Linked DNA regions of Homo sapiens: regions 2, 3, 4, 5 and 6 are each linked to region 1. A link is a contact called in ENCODE Hi-C or POLR2A ChIA-PET data. All regions are on one chromosome and are shown on one strand. The core of a region is the stretch at or near the end of the contact, and the rest is flanking DNA. Distances in the headings are between cores, read along the strand shown. Region 1 holds the start of GDF9 (growth differentiation factor 9). Region 2 holds the start of SAR1B (secretion associated Ras related GTPase 1B). Region 3 holds the start of CDKL3 (cyclin dependent kinase like 3). Region 4 holds the start of PPP2CA-DT (PPP2CA divergent transcript). Region 5 holds the start of RAPGEF6 (Rap guanine nucleotide exchange factor 6). Region 6 overlaps LOC105379182 (a long non-coding RNA gene).

Region 1 (2,762 bases), core at 155-2,654:
TACAATTGTAATTATTCGCTGCATGTTAATTTGCGAATTTACAAATTTGGGTGAGAAAGTCACAATTGGCATAGAAGTTCCAGAAAGCAGAAAACCATTAGGTCTCTCAGTCCTCCCAGGTGGCTGGGTACAGAATACGTACTTGGAGTACTGGAATTGTATTTGCGATGTTCTTAAAAGAGGACACCGCCTTTAACCTTGACTTATTTTTAAATGTAACATACTGATGTCCTTACTTTGGTCTGCACACTCATCTATACATATTTTGGTTGAAAGGTTTTGGGATGTTTGCAGATGCTATAAAATAAATGAACGTTTTATTATTATTCATCCAAATGGTGGTAGAATTTGCCACAATATTTCTGTCCTTACCTGTATTTCTGTTCTTGCCTTGGAGCTGAGACCAGGCTAGACATTATGGTTTAAAAAAATGAGGCAAAGGAGCACCATGAAAAGCTGAAATGAGGGGATATTCAGCGCCACCCCGAAGGAGACTATGCTGGAAGAGTCAGCCTACACTCATAGTGCAAGATACGAAGCCAGTTTGTGCAGTACCTACATGAGAAAACTAAGGTATGTCTGCAAAATACAAGTTGACTGCCTGCCGAGCCTCCGTGGTCCGTAAGTAGTGTTATAAAACACAGCCAACTGTTGAATGAGAGCTTAGTCCTAGATAAAATATGGCCAGCAATTCCATTAACAAAACACTGACAAGACACCTCAGGGCGAGCTGTACATTGACAACAGCATCGTCAAGCAGAATGCACTTCAGGGAAAACATAATAAGGCCTCTCACCCGACTTTCCTTGCTTCTCACGTGGGGAGAAGAAAGAACTGGGGCATCGTGATTCCCCCCACCCCACGCAAACCATCTGGGGAGGACGCTGGCTGCTGTCGAGGCGGCCTCAGCATTCATCAATTGACGATTATTTGATTATTTTTGTGGCTGAAACTGACGAAACGTTTGTATTATCTCTTGGGAACGTTAACAGCCTGCCAGGGGACTCTAAAACAGAGTCCAAGAGAAGCCTTCGATGTGTGTCCCTGATTTTGGTGCTGGGGTCGCTCATGGCCTGAAAATAACGAAGCCCCCTTTGAGCTACTGGCCAAGGCCAAATGAAACCTCGTGCTCCTCTGCTGTGGGGCGGCCCGGCCTCGGGGCTCAGAGGCGCTCTGTCTACAGCTGGGAAGACTCGCAGGCCCCAAGCTCCTGGCCAGCGCTGCCCCGGAGGTCGGCAGGCCCCTTCCTCGTCACCTTTTTGTTCCCTCCCCCGCCTCCCGCATTCGGCCGCTTCCTGACTGGGATTCCACAGAAAAGCCGAGGGCTGAGGAGAAGTGTGAGCGCCTCCGCCTGTCCACTGTCCCCCAAAGTCAGTTCAATCCCCGACGTCCTCCGCTAGGCTCCACCCCACCGGCCCGGGCAGGGCCTCCAAGGCACCTCCCACCTACGGGTCACCCAGTCAGCCCACTTCTTTCTGGGACAAAGGCGTCATCCCTTAGAGACAGTAGGAAAATGGTATCTCCCGGAAGTTACCTCACGACCTCCAAGAGCGGCTTCCAACCTTGCCGGAAATGACGAACGAGTCAACCGGATCGGTGACTGTGGAGGGCGAGCTGAGCCCTGTGCGTGAGTGGGGTCTGGTTGTGCAGTGTTCGTGGACCCTGGGAGGCTAGGGGCGCCCCGCTGGGCTGGGAAAGGATAAGGAGTGCAGGGGCAGGAGTCTGGGGTTGGGGATGGACCCCCGCGGGGACTGCGGCGCTTCGCGAAAGCGAGCCAAGCGCCTGTCCACCCTCGGTCCTGCAGGGCCGCCGCCACAATGGGCCGCGAGTTTGGGAATCTGACGCGGATGCGGCATGTGATCAGCTACAGCTTGTCACCGTTCGAGCAGCGCGCCTATCCGCACGTCTTCACTAAAGGAATCCCCAATGTTCTGCGCCGCATTCGGGAGTCTTTCTTTCGCGTGGTGCCGCGTGAGTGCCTTGGGCCCGCGGGAGCGGGAGGCTGGACCCCAGCAGCAGCAGCAGTCACTGCGCCTCCCCTCTGAGCGCTGGCGGCCGGGCAGGCGCTCTGTAACTTGCCGTACACACCTTTCTCATTGAATATTCCTGACCGCCCTTAAGCTGGTCATATTATCCTCCCCATCTTACACGGGGAAAACTGAGCTACAGAACTGAAATGACTGGCCCAAGGTCACTCGGGTGATTCCAGCATGTTCCTCTGAGGTCACCTTTATTTAGTTCTTACCAGTGGTGAAATGCTTTGTGTTAAACGTGCAGCAGATAGTGATGATAGTTGCATGGCCTTGGATATGCTAAGAACTACTGAAGTGTATGCTTTAAAGAAGACAAGAGGACTGAGACCTTTTTTTTTCTTCTATATGTCTTATATGTGTGCTCTCTGTTTACTCTCTTAATTTTTAAAGAGTTTGTAGTGTTTTATCTTATCTACACATGGGGGACTGAAGAGTTCGAGAGATCCAAGAGGAAGAATCCAGCTGCCTATGAAAATGACAAATGAGCAACGCATCCGGATGACGGTTCCCTGTCTCTGAAAGACCTTTCTCTGGAAGAGGAGTCTGCATTGTAGTGTCTCAAAGACACAATAAACTTCCTATGGTCTGCACTGTTGTGATATTACATTTTTGTGAGTAGAATCCTGTGTGACCACTAATATTCAAGTTCATGAAGCGCCCCTCCTCAGCATGAGTCTTGAAGTTTTGCCTGGTCTCGGGTTTTGGTGAAAGAGCAGGGCTCCCCCTTTG
Region 2 (2,762 bases), core at 75-2,574, 1.8 Mb after region 1:
TTTCAATGTGACCTACTCTTCACTGATACTTTAACACGGAATATAGGACGTCTTCAAAGACACTTAGTAATATAGAGGCTGATGTAAGAACACACAAATAAATAATACTATGTTTAATTTTTCAAGTTAAAAGGACTTCTTCACCTCATTTTGTCCACTGTACCAAACACCTTAAATTGCTGACGAATTTGGTTCTTTCAGCTAACAATGTCAAAGTTTTAGCTGTTTTAAAACAAATCTTCTTGGAAAAGCTTCAACACCTTAAAAATCAGTACAGTGGCCCACTGAGGTGGCTCATGCCTTTAATCCCAGCACTTTGGGAGGCCGAGGCGAGCAGATCACCTGAGGTCAGGAGTTGGAGACCAGACTGGCCAACATAGAGAAATCCCATCTCTACTAAAAATAGAAAAGTTAGACCGGATGCGGTGGCTCACGCCTATAATCCCAGCACTTTGGGAGGCCGAGGCAGGCGGATCACGAGGTCAGGAGATAAGAGACCATCCTGGCTAACACGGTGAAACCCCATCTCTACTAAAAAATACAAAAAAATTAGCGGTGCGTGGTGGCGGGCACCTGTAGTCCCAGCTACTCGGGAGGCTGAGGCAGGAGAATGGCGTGAACCCGGGAGGCGGAGCTTGCAGTAAGCCGAGATCGTGCCACTTCACTCCAGCCTGGGCGACAAGAGGGAAACTCTGTCTCAAAACAACAACAAAAATTTAAAAAATTAAAACAAAAATCAGTACAGTTTTCTCAACAGTGTATCTTTTTTCCACTTAACTGGGACTTTGGGCTACGGAAAACGTTAACCAGTACTAGTAAGGAAGCTCAATTTGCCTCTACACTAATTGGGAGCGCTGAAAACACCAGGCCGTGTCACAGCCTCTTCAGCTGTCAGTGAGACCCGCCACCTTCACCTTACCAGGTAAGGAAACTGAGGCCCAGGGGAAGGAAGGGGCTTGCCTGCAGCCACCTCGTTCTTTCCTGAAAAGACCAAGCGTCTGACAGCAGCAGTGTTCTGCCTCGAGGGCTATCAGACGGCCCCGCGGAGCATGGATGAGACCTGTCCTCCCTCGCGCCGCCTAACCCCGGGGTGAAAAACAGGCGCCCCTTCACGCAGTGCCACAGGCAGGGACTCAGAGTAGGTCTTGGCCCTAAAAGTGCGCCTTCTAGGGGATCCATAGCTGCTGCCCACCGGTCCTCCCAGAAGGAGGGGCTGTCACTCACCTGCGACTGGAGGGAACGCAATCCCCTACTTGGCGTTGGCCGTACACCAGGAGACCGAACTGCAAAGCGCGATGGCTGCCGTGGCCCCAGTTCGCATCAGCCCCTTCCGGGCCGGCGGGTGCCTCACTAGCGACAGTCCGCAGGACCGCGTCGCCGAGCGCCCTAGGTTCCGCCTCCTGGCAGTCTTGCCGCCAATTCCCCAGTTGAGCGAGGCTGCTCGCAACCCCTAACACCGCCTGGGTCTCCCAGCCGCCTGGTCTCCCCACACCCGCCCGCCCGAAGGGATTTTAGGGGCCTGCGTGCCGAGAAAGGAACACCCCATGCCTCCCTAGGGGAAATTACTTTTGGCATTTTTTTTTTTTGAGACGTTGTCTCGCTCTGTCTCCCAGGCTGGGGTGCAGTGGCACGATCTCGGCTCACTGCAGCCTCCACCCCCTGGATTCAAGAGATTCTCCTACCTCAGCCTCCCCAGTAGCGGGGACTACAGGCACCCGCCACCACTGTCCGGCTAATTTTTTTTTTTTTTGAAACGGAGCCTCGATTTTGTCGCCCAGGCTGGAGTGCAATGGCGCGATCTCAGCTCACTGTAACCTCCGCCTCCCGGGTTCAAGCGATTCTTCTACCTCAGCCTCCTGAGTAGCTGGGAGCACAGGCGCGCACCACCATGCCCGGCTAATTTTTGTATTTTTAGTAGAGACGGGGTTTCACCATGTTGGCCAGGCTGGTCTCGAACTCTTGACCTAAAGTGAACCGCCCGCCTCGGCCTCCCAAAGTGCTAGGATTACAGGCGTGAGCCACTGCGCCCGGCTAATTTTTGTATTTTTAGTAGAGACCGGGTTTCATCATGTTGGCCAGGCTGGTCTCAAACTCCCTAGCATAAGTGATCCACCTGCCTCAGCCTCCCAAAGTGCTGGGATCACCACCGCGCCCTGCCTAAAATACATTTTCAAAGTACACGTGCTTATTGAATTCATTTTTTTTTCTTTTTTTGTTATTTGTGCTTATTGAATTCACCAGTGATTTACACAATGTAGCTACGTACCAGATAATGTGTTGGATGCTGGTTATTCAGCTTTTATTCAGCTGGTTATTCAGTTGTTTTATAGACGGTCTTGGCCAGGCGCGGTGGTTCACACCTGTAATCTCAGCACTTTGGGAGGTCAAGGTGGGTGAATCACCTGAGGTTAGAGTTCAAGACCAGCCTGGCCAACATGGTGAAACCCCATCTCTACAAAAATACGAAAATTACCCAGGCATGATGGCAGGTGCCTGTAACGCCAGCTACTCGGTAGGCCGAGGCAGGAGAATTGCTTGAACCCGGGAGGTGGAGGTTGCAGTGAGCCGAGATTGCACCATTGCACTCTAGCCTGGGCGACAGAGCGAGACTCTGTCTCCGTCTCAAAAAATAAATAAATTAATTAAATTAAAAATAAATTTAAAAATTATATATATATATAGACGGTCTTGCTCTTTCTCCCAGGCTGGAGTCCAGTGGTGCTATCATAGCTCACTGCAGCCTCAATCTCTTGGGCTCAAGG
Region 3 (2,762 bases), core at 192-2,691, 1.5 Mb after region 1:
ATTCTGCTCAGAAAACTCTACAGGCACATGTCTTTGCTCTTTGTCCTTTCCACTTTGCCCTTTATCCTTTGTCCTTCTTTAGTCTCTTTTGAGTTTATGTTGTTCCTCTAACCTAGAACACAACAGTTTCTCCCTCTTATCTAAACCCTCCACATCCTTCAAAGCCAAATTCATGTCCCATTTCCTCAAAAAAACTTTCCCTACCAGGGAAAGGACTTTGTGTTGATTCCTTGGCATTTATTATGAGCCACTTTTTATTCAGTATGATTTTCATATACTCTCCTTTCTGATTAAATTATAGAAGTCTTTAAGGGCAGGAACTATCTTTTACCTCCTTATAGTCTCAGTACCTAGCACCATGCCTTGCACATAGCAGAAATTTTTATTAAGTATTATACTTGAATATTTCTGAATAATTATTAAACAATATTGGTGTAGCTTTTGTTACATACCCCAAAACACATATATCTTGTATCACTATAAAATTACAAAATGTAGATAAGATAGAGTATTACACTTGTTTCTCCATAATATGAATCAGTACGTGTGAACTAAAATATTTTATGCAATTTTTTATTCCATAACAATTTTTTCTTTTGACTTAGATGATTAAGGCAAAAGAAGCAAACCTTTAGAAACTTTATTTCTCTCATCGCAATTTTGTTGACAGATTGTTCTGGTCTCTCATAAAATATCTTAATGGCCACTATCTGCCCAGTATTCTTATGTTTACATTTCATGACTGTTCCGTAACTTCCCTCTCCCACTTTTCCAAGGGTTTCATACATCTCCATTTTCAAGCTGGGCTTTTACTACTTTATAGAAATAAAGAAAGAAAATGGAAAATGTTAAACGTTTATACTTTTATTTATTAAAACTAGATAATGCATATCCACAATAAACCCACAGTCTCAAATATAGAGACATTAAAAAAAAAAAAGGAATCTTTTCCACTGAGCCTTTTTGTCTTTGGGAACTAAAGACAGCTTGAGTAAGGTGTCCTTCTGAGGCTCCACCTCTCACCAGAACTTAGGGGTACTCCTGCTGTCTCGGTCATGCCCATCAACACTGAGACTACCACACTATAAGTCACCATCCATCAAGCATGGGGTCCCTACACTTCCTGTCATGTTCCTGTCAAATAATAGGTTCCCGCACTACTGCAGTCGCCCACTTATCAGGCCCAAGGTCCTAAAAAAAGCCTGGTCTCGCCCGCAACTCAAACCACACGTCTTAGGATGCCGGACCGGCGTCACGCCCCACGTCCCGCTGTTGACTTTATCCAAACAGCCGCCGCCGCCTCAGCCCATTCTGTGGTCCCGCTGGTCTGGCTCTGCGTAGTTCCAGTGGAGCCACCGAACACTGATACTACTTTGTTGCTCAGCCCCGCAAGGAACCGGCCACTTGCCACCATGGAAACGCCGGCGGAGTTGCTGCGTTCTAGACTCGTGCGCAAGACCGGAACATGGGCAGGGTCCCGACCCGGAAGGGGAAGTGGGAAGAAACGGAAACCTACTCTGGGTAGGCGCAAGGTGGAAGAGTGCTGTGCTTGGGAATGGGGGAGGGGAGTACAGATTGCTGTCGCAGCTGAGCCTCCTCACAAGGTTGCTTTTGAATGTGGATAGGAAGGATCTGCATCTTTTTTTTTTTTTTTTTTTTTTTTGAGATAGTCTAGCTCTGTCGCCCAGGCTGGACTGCAGTGTCGCTGATCTTGGCTCACTGCAACCTCCTCCTTCCAGGTTTAAGTGATTTTCCTGCCTCAGCCTCCCGAGTAGCTGGGATTACAGGCGTGTGCCACCACGCCCGGATAATTTTGTATTTTTAGTAGAGACGGGGTTTCTACCATGTTGGCCAGGCTGGTCTCGAACTCCCAACATCAGGTGATCCGCCTGCCTCGGCCTCCCAAAGTGCTGGGATTACAGGCGTAAGCCACCGCCCCCGGTCAAGATGGTTCTTAAATCAAAAACTTTTCTTGAACACTTGCCATATGCCTTTTAATTTTTTCCAACTGCTAGTAATCTTTTTTAAAGAAAAAAAACCTCCCTCACCACATGTCAAACTCTAGGAAAGCAAGTAATTCGAAGAGTTCCACCATATACGAAATGATGTACAAGAGCACGGAAATAAAGAGGCCAGTGTCTAACTGCTTAAGTAGACATAGAGTTCAACTGGAATGACAGTCCCTAATGAATAACCACCATATCACTAGACCAAGTGCCTAGGGAGTGCTTTCTTTATTGAATAGGGCTTTCTTTGCTTTCTTCTATAAAATGAGTTAAATGTAAAAAAGCGAAATCTCGCTATGCTTCCGCTAAATAAGAGGAAAGGCATTATTTAATAAATCTAGTCTGGTGGGTCCCACCCAGCATGCATATTTAAATCACACCTGGAGAGCTTTTAGAAAGCATCCCAACCCCCACCTCCACACCCCTGCCCCAATGCCAGAGCACCTGATTTAATTGGGATAGCGTAAATAAATTAGTATTTTTGAAGCTTCTCAAGTTTTTTCTATGCTGCTAGGGTTTATATTGAGAGAAAGGAGAAGTGGTCATCGTTTTCATTGATCACCTAAAATATTCAGAATTGTCTTTTCTTTGAAGGTTATTCAGACGGGCGCAGTGGCTAACGCCTGTAATCCCAGCACTTTGGGAGGCCCAGGCGGGCGGATCACGAGGTCAGGAGATCGAGACCATCCTGGCTAACACGGTGAAACCCCATTTCTACTAAAAAATAGAAAAAATTAGCTGGGCGTGGTGGCGGGC
Region 4 (2,762 bases), core at 195-2,694, 1.4 Mb after region 1:
AAAATAAACGGCAAAATGCCAAGTGTGTTAAGCTTAGAGAAGGCTTTGAGTCAGCATATAAATCATATTCAACCGACACTTGATTTCCAATCCAAAAGCTCCTTATGTAGTATGACTCACCAAATTCCCGATTTCTTCCAACTATGAAAAATAAGTTACACTCCTCCCTTATAGCTACCACCATGACCTTCGTAAAAATTAGGTTAAGAGAATAATTTAAAAATTCTTAAAGACACCCCTTACCTTGATTTCTGGAGAAGATCGCTTGGTGAGTTTAATACAAACCACCAAGGGGTACTAAAGCTGTGTGACCTTTAGGTATGTTCTGGGATACGGCCTAACAAGACTGCCTTTGGGGGATCCTCTGGGCAGCTCTGGACCTAACTAGGCCTGGGTACCAGCGGCAAGACTCTTACTCAGCCCACCGGAGAGGCCCAGGCTCCATTCCCAAGCCGCAGAATCCAAGCCAGCTCACCCTCAAAACCGTCCCTGACGATGACCCACAGGGTCTCCGCTCCCCCTGCCACCTCGTCTGGCGCCAAGGCCGGCTGACTCAAAAGCCCAGGAGTCGAGTGAACGGCGCCATTTTAGGCGGCGGCGGCAACCAATCCCTGCGCGGGAGGCAGGGGGCGCCGGGTCGTTAGGAAGCCGCCGCCGGCCAGGATGGGCGCCGGTCTCGGAGACTCGGGGGGCCCGGACCGGCGGCCTCCGCCATGTTGCACCCTCCTCACGGCCGCCTTTTCCTCGGCGGGCTCGGCCCCGCGGCGGCTGTCCGCAGCCGTACTACAGCTCACCTTCTCGCAGAGGCTCTTGACCTGGGACTCGGACAGCTGCTTGCACTCGTTCAGCTGCTCGATCCACTGGTCCAGCTCCTTGGTGAACACCTTCTCGTCCATGATGCCACCCGCCCCAGCCGGCTGCCGCTCCGCGCTGCTCCCGCGCCGCCGCCCGCACACGGGCCTACACGCACACGCCGCCGCCGGTTCCTCGTGTACTTCTGGCGGCTGTTGAGGCTGGCGCTGGCCCGCTGGCTCTCACCGCAGTACTCGGCCGTCGGCCGCTGCGCCTCCTCCTCCGCTCGCTGAGGCTCCAGAGCTCGGCTCTCTGTAATGGCGGCCGCCGGGCGTGGTGACGTCACGCCCGGCGTCAGGAGGCGGCGGGGAGCGGAGGGGAAAAGGGCCGGGGAGCAAGCTGCGCAACTGCAGAGCCCTCCCCGGGCGGCCGCACGACCGGAGTTGGGGCGCAAACTGGGGGTCAAAGCGCAGGCGCGACGTAGCCGGCTGGTAACTGAAGCGCCTTGACTTTTTGGGCGTGGCTCCCGGAGGGCGGGGTGGTGGGGGAAGGGAAGGATGGAGCTGGAGCATGCGCAGTGCGCACAGCGGCGAACCGGACTAATCCCTGAGCACTATTCCAGGAGAGGCGAGGGCTTGGGCCGCGCGCAGGCGCAGACCGGATGGAAGCCGGGGCCACTGGCAGCCTGTAACTGGTTCCCCTGGGAAGGCCGCTCTGGTGATGAACTCAGCTCCTCACCTGGGGCCTGGCAGTCCGATCACGGAAACGAGAATTGCGACCCCGTGGCTCATCTGGGGTGCTGCGGCTCTGTAATCGTGTGGGTTTCCGTCATCTTTGGGGGCAGGAACGGGCAGCGAGTGGCCGCTTGGATTAACCACCCCCACCTCTGGGCGCGGCTGGCACCTTGTAATTAGGTCACTCGTAGGTGGAGGAGCGTGTACCTACCGGGGGAGTGCTGCGCAGTGCACCTGACTTCCGCGGCACACACCCGTCCCCGGACCTAGGTGTCTCGTCGGGCGCGATGGCGGGGGCGAGGCTTGGGCTTTTCTTTGGGCCTCGGACCGCGGCTCGCTTCCACGCGCCCCGCTCCTCGCCGGTGGTTGCTTTCCTCCAAGTTTAATTCTCTCTGGGAATGAGAGACCCTCAACCCCTGCGCGCCCTGGCCTACTTTCAAGAGGGGAAGCCCAGAGAAGATGGATGCACCTGTCCTGACCGCGTCTCGGTGGCGTGAGAAGCAGCTGTGATACGTGCTTAAAAGAGAGAGCTCGTATACCCTAGGATTGGACCTCTGTCTGGTTATGAATCGCTTTGGAGTTTGCGAAACGTTTTCACATTCCATTGTCCCTGCTTTTACATAAATATCTGGTTCCATAGAGCGCCAGCTATATGCCAGATCCGGAGGGGTCATCCAGACGGACCAGGGACCATGCCCTGGAGCTTGTATTCTCCCAACAGTACTGGCTGAAGATGGTTTGGGATAGGCAGAAGAGAGATCATAATGCCCCCAGGATTTGAAAGATATAGAAGCTTTCCAAAGAACATTTAACCATAAAGGGCAAGGCAAGAGCTGAACCTGATCGCCTGTCTTCCAGGAACCCCACCCTCAGTATCAGGCAACCCTTCCACACCCAAGTGCTCAGCGATGCTTGGGAGGAGACTGCTCACTCTGCGGCTCTGAGGGCATCATCCCCACCAACAGGCTGAAGAAGGCACTGGAGGCCCCATCAGCCAATAGCAGGACTGAAAATCCTCCTTTATCCAAGACAACGTGTTTGGCAAGGCCGACTGGCTTGGCCTCCCTAGGCTGGAAATTGCAATTCTGCTTTCCCTTCACACCTCCCATTAGTGTGCACAAAAGAAAGTACCTTAAATCTACTCTTCTAGAAGTCTTATCACATACTTAATTTACCAGACTGGGAAAAAGACCCTTTAGCCCAAATTCTGTCCCTGTTTTGCAGTTAACATCCCCA
Region 5 (2,762 bases), core at 69-2,568, 1.2 Mb before region 1:
AATGTATATCTCAAAAAGAGAACTCTGGAAAGTGGTAGAATTTGTGTTGTTCCTATGCAAACATCAGGATCTTCAATAACATAATTTGACCTATCATGGCTTCCGTTGTGACCTGAATAATTGTCACGACCCAAAAGGTCAGCCCAACGTTACTGAGACTCAGTATGCAAAACACTACATATCTGAAAAACTCCAAAGTGAAGAATTAACCAAAGCATTTCATTTCATTTACTGCAACTTTAAACAAAACAATCCAATAATCCACTCACACTGTTTAGTGTTTTGTTTAGAAAATATGTCCCACTTGTTATAGAAACCTCCAAATCAAGGAAAACCTTCCCCAAAACCTTAGCATTCTACCGGGATAAGCAAAGCTAACAGGTTTTAGTTATATGCCTGAAAACTAGCCTTCATGAAGGTCGAATGAAAAATCTTTTAAGCTGATGCCATAACTGTTAACTCGACACAGCAAATTTTGGATCCAAGTACAAAATACTGTAAAATTTCCCAGTGACAGTCTGAAAAAGTACCTACAGTGGTGTTCTTTAAACATGCATCATCTACTACAGAATTCACCATTTGACTGGATGTAAACTTTTAAACTAACTTTGAAAACTTTATCTTTTTTTTAGGCAACTGTACAATATTTCAGAGACCTTTAAAGAAAAACTATTTCTAAATTACATGGCTGAGATACTTCCCTTACAATTTCCATCTCGTTTTTCATAGTCTACTTAAACGAATGGGCATCTAACTGCGAAACTCATATTACCCAACTCAGAAAATACGACTTAGTAATGGTGCTTTCTTAACGACACTCAGAAGCCCCCGGCAAGGACGGGTACGCGGGTTAAGACCGCATCACAGGCAGGAAGGGCGGTCGGCACCCTGCTGGCGACAAGGGCCTGGGTCAGGGAAGAGACTCAAGCGAACAGATTCCCAGTAGCAGGTGCGAGACTCTGGCAAGAGGGCAGTCGCCGCGGATTTCGGACAGACAGGAGGATGCTGTCTACTGGACTGTGAGACGCACATAAAGGTCAACCAGCCTCACCTCGGGAGTCCGCTCGGGTGGCTTCTTCCTCAACGCCTGCCTAGCGCCAGGGTCCACGGGTGAGTTCATGGCCACGGCCCGGGTACTCCGCAGCCTGCCCTTAGCAGCCCACGCCACAGTTCATTCACACTAGGTAGCGGGTGCGGTACCTTTCCCCCGCCCCAAGGAGGGAACTTCGCGCCGTAACAAGGTCCGAACTCTAGCAAACAACCCTTCGCAACGCCCGCCTAAGGCCTCTACCCACGCGCGACTGGCCGGAGACAAGTCTGCGCGGGGGCGGGGGAGAGTAAGTGCGCATGCGCAGCACGCACGCGCACGCTAAGAAACGCCCAAGGGAGTAACTCCACTGTGACGTTAAAATTGGGGCGGTGCGAGTAAGTCGTTTCCTGCTGTCGTCGTGAGATTTAAAGACACCTCGCGAGACCTCACCTAAATCAGTCACGGGGTCTGCCTTGGCGTTGTGGTTCCGTCTTCTCCATCCGTTGGAGACACCGGAAACGCGCTGAGGACCTGAGCAAAAATAGCATTTTGGGGCAGAACCGTGGGGAGGCGTTCTGACTGGAGAGAACTGTTGTGCCCAAATCCGGAAGCCCAGGGTGTGGCCAAGTCCGGCTTTGCGCTCTCCTCTGCAACTTCTACTGCCGACTTTGAATATGCGGAAGTAGAAGCCGCCATTCGGCAAAGAAGGAATTCCACGCACACCTCATATCTCTTTAAATAAAACGAGATCTCTTGTGAAAGCTGCCGACAGAGAAGTGCTTGATCTATTCGAAACGGACGTCCTGAGACCAGGGCAGAGAAAGCAAACATTCACGGCCAGGATAGGCAGCCGGTGCCGCGGCCAGCTCACGATTACCTTTGAGTCAAAAAACTAGATTTAGACTGCGTTCTTGTAACTAAATGCCCGGGGCAGCCCTCCCTCAGGCAACTGCGTTTAGGGTTGGGACTCGAGTGGCAACTTTTGCAATACTTTTTACATTCTAGTCTGCTTCCCAACAGACCGAATAAAGCCAGTTTTGTTTCACTGCTCCCTTGGTAAGAAAAACAGACCACCCTTAGGAGCAGCCAGAGAGCTGCTGAGGCCGTTTCAACAATAAGCTCACTGACAATTCCAGAATCCATCGTTCTAGGATACTCCTTACCCTTTCTCATAAGTTCATAGGTAACTAACTTTGGCGACACCACCTTTCCACTGAATTTTAAGCTCCTTGATGGCTGTAACTACATCTAGGTACACCTTGGTATTTCTCACAGCAGTTAGCATAGTTCACTAAATAACAAGGTGATTTATGATTATGACATGCTTTCCAATTAATGACTGCTTCACAGTAATTTTAATGACGTAATAAGAGTTAAAATTATATTTGAAAACAATGAGAGTTCAGGCTACAACACCGTTTCTGGGACCGGCAATGACTTAAGGACTGTTTTCTGTTGGTCCTGGGGCTTGCCCAAACTGGGAGTTTACAACATACTATTAGCATTTCTCTTTTTCAGGTATAGATCAAAAACTTTACCAGCGAAGTGTGGCATAGCCATTGTAGAAATAAAGTAATTGTGGAAAAAATCACAGGATGTTGCAGACGATCCGTTTTCCTCATTTTTTGTACAAATATAACCTCTCAAAGATCTGCCCAGGATCACAAACAAAAGTTAACCCTTCCATTCTTCAAGGATCAATTTTCAGAGTCACATCAATATTTTGAAAGAG
Region 6 (2,762 bases), core at 100-2,599, 1.1 Mb after region 1:
TGAACCATGTGGCAGAGTAGGACTCCATCTCCAGGGTGGACTGCCCCCATCCCCACCCTCAGGGGCCCCTCCCCAGCCTGGCCTTCCTTGGAATTCTCCGACCCTGACCCACTGGTACTGAGCAAGGGGTTTGGAATTTGGAGCTGCAGGACCAGACTGTGTGACCTGGAGCCGATGAACCTCCGCTTCCTGCAAGCTGAACTCTCACATTGTCTTAGTCAGCTCAGGCTGCTGTAAAAAAACACCACAGCCTGGGGGCTTAAACAACAGACGCTTGTTTCTCCCAGCTGTGGAGGCTGGGACTCCGAGGAGGCTGCCAGCATGGCCAAGTTCTGAGGAGGCCCTCTTCCTGGTTTGCAGGCTGCTGCCTTCTTGCTGGGTCCTCACATGGCGGAGAGAGGAAGCTCTGGTGTCTCTTCCTCTCCTTACAAGGGCGCTAATCCCATCAGGAGGGCCCCACTCACATGCCCTCCCCTCAACCCTCATCACCTCCCACAGGCTCCACTTCCTAATGCCTTGGCATTGGCGGTTAGCCTCTAACAGATGACTCTGGTGAGGACACAGGCATTTACTCGGTAACTCCCGTCCTGAAGAAAAACTCTGAAGGGAGGTGAAAGTGCTCTGTAAACGCTGAGTCCACGCTCCTGTAGGGTGTATCTGGATGGAAAAAGGTGCACTCGTGCCTAACTCCTCTCTTGATGTGCCGCACATGGCTCCTCTGTGCCTCCGTTACAGTCTGTGGCCCCAGGCCTCCCCACCACTGTTCCTGGCACAGCAGGGTCCCACCCTCTGGCCAAGCGCTCCACAGCACAGCCCGCAGCCCGGCGAGGGACAGCCCCACTCTGGACATAGGCTAAGAGATGGAGAGACGTTGCTGCAGTGTTGAAGCAGATGCTCCTGTGGCCCAGGAAGGCTCACCCGGGTCATAAATCCCAGCCCAATGGTGTCCCCTACCCTCAGAGGCTAGAGAAGTCCTGCCTGAGGAGCCTCGGAGCCACGTGGGTGGGTGCTGGCTGGGCAGATTGTCCCCCAGTGCCTGCTCACAAGGCAGCCTGAGCAGATGAGCCCTTACAAACACTGATTCCATTTCCATACAAATGTCTGTGGTTGTAGCAAATACACGATGGGGAGACAGCAATGTGACATAACAGCCAAGTCAGTTCTGTAGAAGATGCTTCCTGGTGTTTGGGGGGCTTCAGAGAGCTGTGTTAGCCACCTGTCAGGAATAGTGAGGGAACCAGATGGAGCTCTTTGGAGAGGCATCAAACAAGTTTGAGATAAATCTGCCTGGAAGGGGTAATGTAATCAGGCTCAGGGAGCTGCGGGTCGGGGTAGGCAGCGCTGTTCAGGAGAAGCAAATAATTAACCACAGACTGTTCCACTCAGCTCCAGGAGGGCAGCTGCCAGCTATGGGAGTTGGCTCCTTCCCCCAGAACGCCCATCCTGCTAGCGACACCCCAGGCACCCACCCCTCTAGAGCCCAGCCATCCTTCCCAAGAGGACCAGCCAGCACAAGAGCCCAGGAGGGTTTTGTTGCCAGGCCTGAGTCTTTAGCAGTGAGGTTTCAGCCCTAGGCCCTTCTCCCCTCCATGCCATCGTCTGAAAATGGTGAATGAGGGTCTTCCTTGTAAGGAAGATACCAAGGAATTGGATGGCATCCAAATTTCCCACTGCAGGATGTTTACTACTAGAAAGGAAAGAAGGAGGGAGAAAGGGAGGGAAGGGGGCGGCCTCCTAAAGTTCAAAACCAGAGGAAAACACAGGACTCGATGAAGTTAAATGGGCCCCCTTCCTGTAGGACTTAGAGATCCTGATAGATGTGTGTGGATCTATCAGGATCCTGATAGATCCTTCCCCTACATCCTCTGTGGGAGGAACAAAAGTTTGCAGATTTTTCACAAAGGATCTTGAGGACCTAGAGTCTTAGGATACATTTTGGAAAATGCTGGATCAGCCGGTTTTCTTTTTCAATGCCATGATTCAAATATAAATTAATAAATACCACTTTTACAGTCCACACTGATCCAGGGCATGGGACATGGACTCCAGGCAGGACAGCAGGGTTCCTGGCCCAGTGCTGTGTCACTATGAGCAAGTTATTTCACTCCACGCAGGCTCCGTTTCCCATCAGTGACACGGTGATCATAACGCCGACTCCAGCACTTTATACCTGTAAAGGTATTCTGGAGAAATTACAGGCACAGGCACTGTGAATATGTGGTTTGGATTCTTCTTCACTTTCAAGGAAAAAAGTGTGTGCCCTCCCTCTCTGTCTCCTTCCACGTGGATTTGAGATTACAGTCAGCACGTGTCTCCGCAAAGCAGCAATCTTTTTCAGATTAATTGATTCGATAAATATTTTCTGAGCACCCACTATGCGCCAAGCACATTCTACGCACTGAGGACACAGCAGTGAACAAAAGGAACAAAATCCCTGTCCTCCTGGGGCTGTGAGCAGACATAATAAACAACCATTTGCATAAAAAATGGACATCGGGGGCCAGGCGTGGTGGCTCATGCTTGTAATCCCAGCACCTTGAGAGGCCGAGGTGGGTGGATCACCTGAGGTCAGGAGTTCAAGACCAGCCTGTCCAACATAGTGAAACCTCATCTCTACTAAAAATACAAAAAATTAGCTGGGCATGGTGGCACGTGCCTGTAATCCCAGCGACTCGGGAGGCTGAGGTGGGAAAAGCTTGAACCCAGGAGGCAGAGTTGCAGTGAGCTGAGATCATGCCACTGCACTCCAGCCTGGGTGACAG

What was found. Hi-C counts contacts between places; a loop is a spot of excess contacts on that map. ChIA-PET counts read pairs that join two places held with the same protein, here RNA polymerase II (POLR2A). Pooled maps may share reads with other maps.
Region 2: a loop to region 1 is called in a map of CD8-positive, alpha-beta T cell, with 7 times the contacts of the local background. The contact joins the promoter of SAR1B here to the promoter of GDF9 in region 1. A Hi-C loop is called at or near these places in 2 of 168 maps with a recorded cell type or tissue (both CD8-positive, alpha-beta T cell) and 4 of 50 pooled maps. POLR2A ChIA-PET finds 5 or more read pairs at or near these places in 1 of 52 experiments (H1).
Region 3: a loop to region 1 is called in a map of CD8-positive, alpha-beta T cell, with 4 times the contacts of the local background. The contact joins the promoter of CDKL3 here to the promoter of GDF9 in region 1. A Hi-C loop is called at or near these places in 1 of 168 maps with a recorded cell type or tissue (CD8-positive, alpha-beta T cell) and 8 of 50 pooled maps. POLR2A ChIA-PET finds 5 or more read pairs at or near these places in 1 of 52 experiments (activated CD4-positive, alpha-beta T cell).
Region 4: a loop to region 1 is called in a map of CD4-positive, alpha-beta T cell, with 9 times the contacts of the local background. The contact joins the promoter of PPP2CA-DT here to the promoter of GDF9 in region 1. A Hi-C loop is called at or near these places in 1 of 168 maps with a recorded cell type or tissue (CD4-positive, alpha-beta T cell) and 9 of 50 pooled maps. POLR2A ChIA-PET finds 5 or more read pairs at or near these places in 1 of 52 experiments (activated CD8-positive, alpha-beta memory T cell).
Region 5: a map of naive thymus-derived CD4-positive, alpha-beta T cell shows a loop between it and region 1 (17-fold over the local background). The contact joins the promoter of RAPGEF6 here to the promoter of GDF9 in region 1. A Hi-C loop is called at or near these places in 1 of 168 maps with a recorded cell type or tissue (naive thymus-derived CD4-positive, alpha-beta T cell) and 12 of 50 pooled maps. POLR2A ChIA-PET finds 5 or more read pairs at or near these places in 1 of 52 experiments (activated naive CD4-positive, alpha-beta T cell).
Region 6: a pooled map shows a loop between it and region 1 (3-fold over the local background). The contact joins the enhancer-like site here to the promoter of GDF9 in region 1. A Hi-C loop is called at or near these places in 1 of 37 single-sample maps with no recorded cell type and 5 of 50 pooled maps. POLR2A ChIA-PET finds 5 or more read pairs at or near these places in 2 of 52 experiments (OCI-LY7 and activated CD4-positive, alpha-beta T cell).

Annotation. Positions count from the first base shown.
Region 1 is chr5:132,865,065-132,867,826 of GRCh38, forward strand. It overlaps GDF9 (growth differentiation factor 9), which reads right to left and starts at 1,405. Exons shown (of 2, transcript NM_005260.7): 1 at 1-1,405. UQCRQ (ubiquinol-cytochrome c reductase complex III subunit VII) reads left to right here and starts at 1,578. Exons shown (of 3, transcript NM_014402.5): 1 at 1,578-1,623; 2 at 1,805-1,971; 3 at 2,424-2,762. The coding sequence starts at 1,818. The coding sequence ends at 2,518. RefSeq lists enhancers at 857-2,056, 915-1,415, 1,416-1,916.
Region 2 is chr5:134,631,504-134,634,265 of GRCh38, forward strand. SAR1B (secretion associated Ras related GTPase 1B) reads right to left here and starts at 1,325. Exons shown (of 7, transcript NM_016103.4): 1 at 1,225-1,325. RefSeq lists silencers at 1,037-1,146, 1,197-1,246 and an enhancer at 1,220-1,776.
Region 3 is chr5:134,365,730-134,368,491 of GRCh38, forward strand. CDKL3 (cyclin dependent kinase like 3) reads right to left here and starts at 1,442. Exons shown (of 13, transcript NM_001113575.2): 1 at 1,248-1,442; 2 at 630-815. The coding sequence starts at 794.
Region 4 is chr5:134,224,966-134,227,727 of GRCh38, forward strand. PPP2CA-DT (PPP2CA divergent transcript) reads left to right here and starts at 1,445. Exons shown (of 1, transcript NR_186539.1): 1 at 1,445-2,762. It overlaps PPP2CA (protein phosphatase 2 catalytic subunit alpha), which reads right to left and starts at 1,108. Exons shown (of 7, transcript NM_002715.4): 1 at 795-1,108. The coding sequence starts at 896. MIR3661 (microRNA 3661) reads left to right here and starts at 792; the gene lies at 792-887. RefSeq lists enhancers at 398-507, 847-1,366, 1,367-1,888, 1,888-2,047, 1,889-2,408.
Region 5 is chr5:131,633,911-131,636,672 of GRCh38, forward strand. It overlaps RAPGEF6 (Rap guanine nucleotide exchange factor 6), which reads right to left and starts at 1,319. Exons shown (of 28, transcript NM_016340.6): 1 at 1,052-1,319. The coding sequence starts at 1,120. RefSeq lists enhancers at 509-1,091, 1,039-1,128, 1,221-2,420, 1,429-1,678, 1,689-1,888.
Region 6 is chr5:133,925,827-133,928,588 of GRCh38, forward strand. It overlaps LOC105379182 (a long non-coding RNA gene), which reads right to left. Exons shown (of 5, transcript XR_948797.3): 5 at 1-2,183. Among named protein-coding and RNA genes, the nearest start is that of WSPAR, 14 kb to the left of the region's middle. Within about 2 kb of position 1,350, at least 6 of the 41 ENCODE cell types and tissues checked have a DNase peak (open chromatin) inside an H3K27ac peak, as active enhancers do; they include OCI-LY7, where a contact is called at or near this core.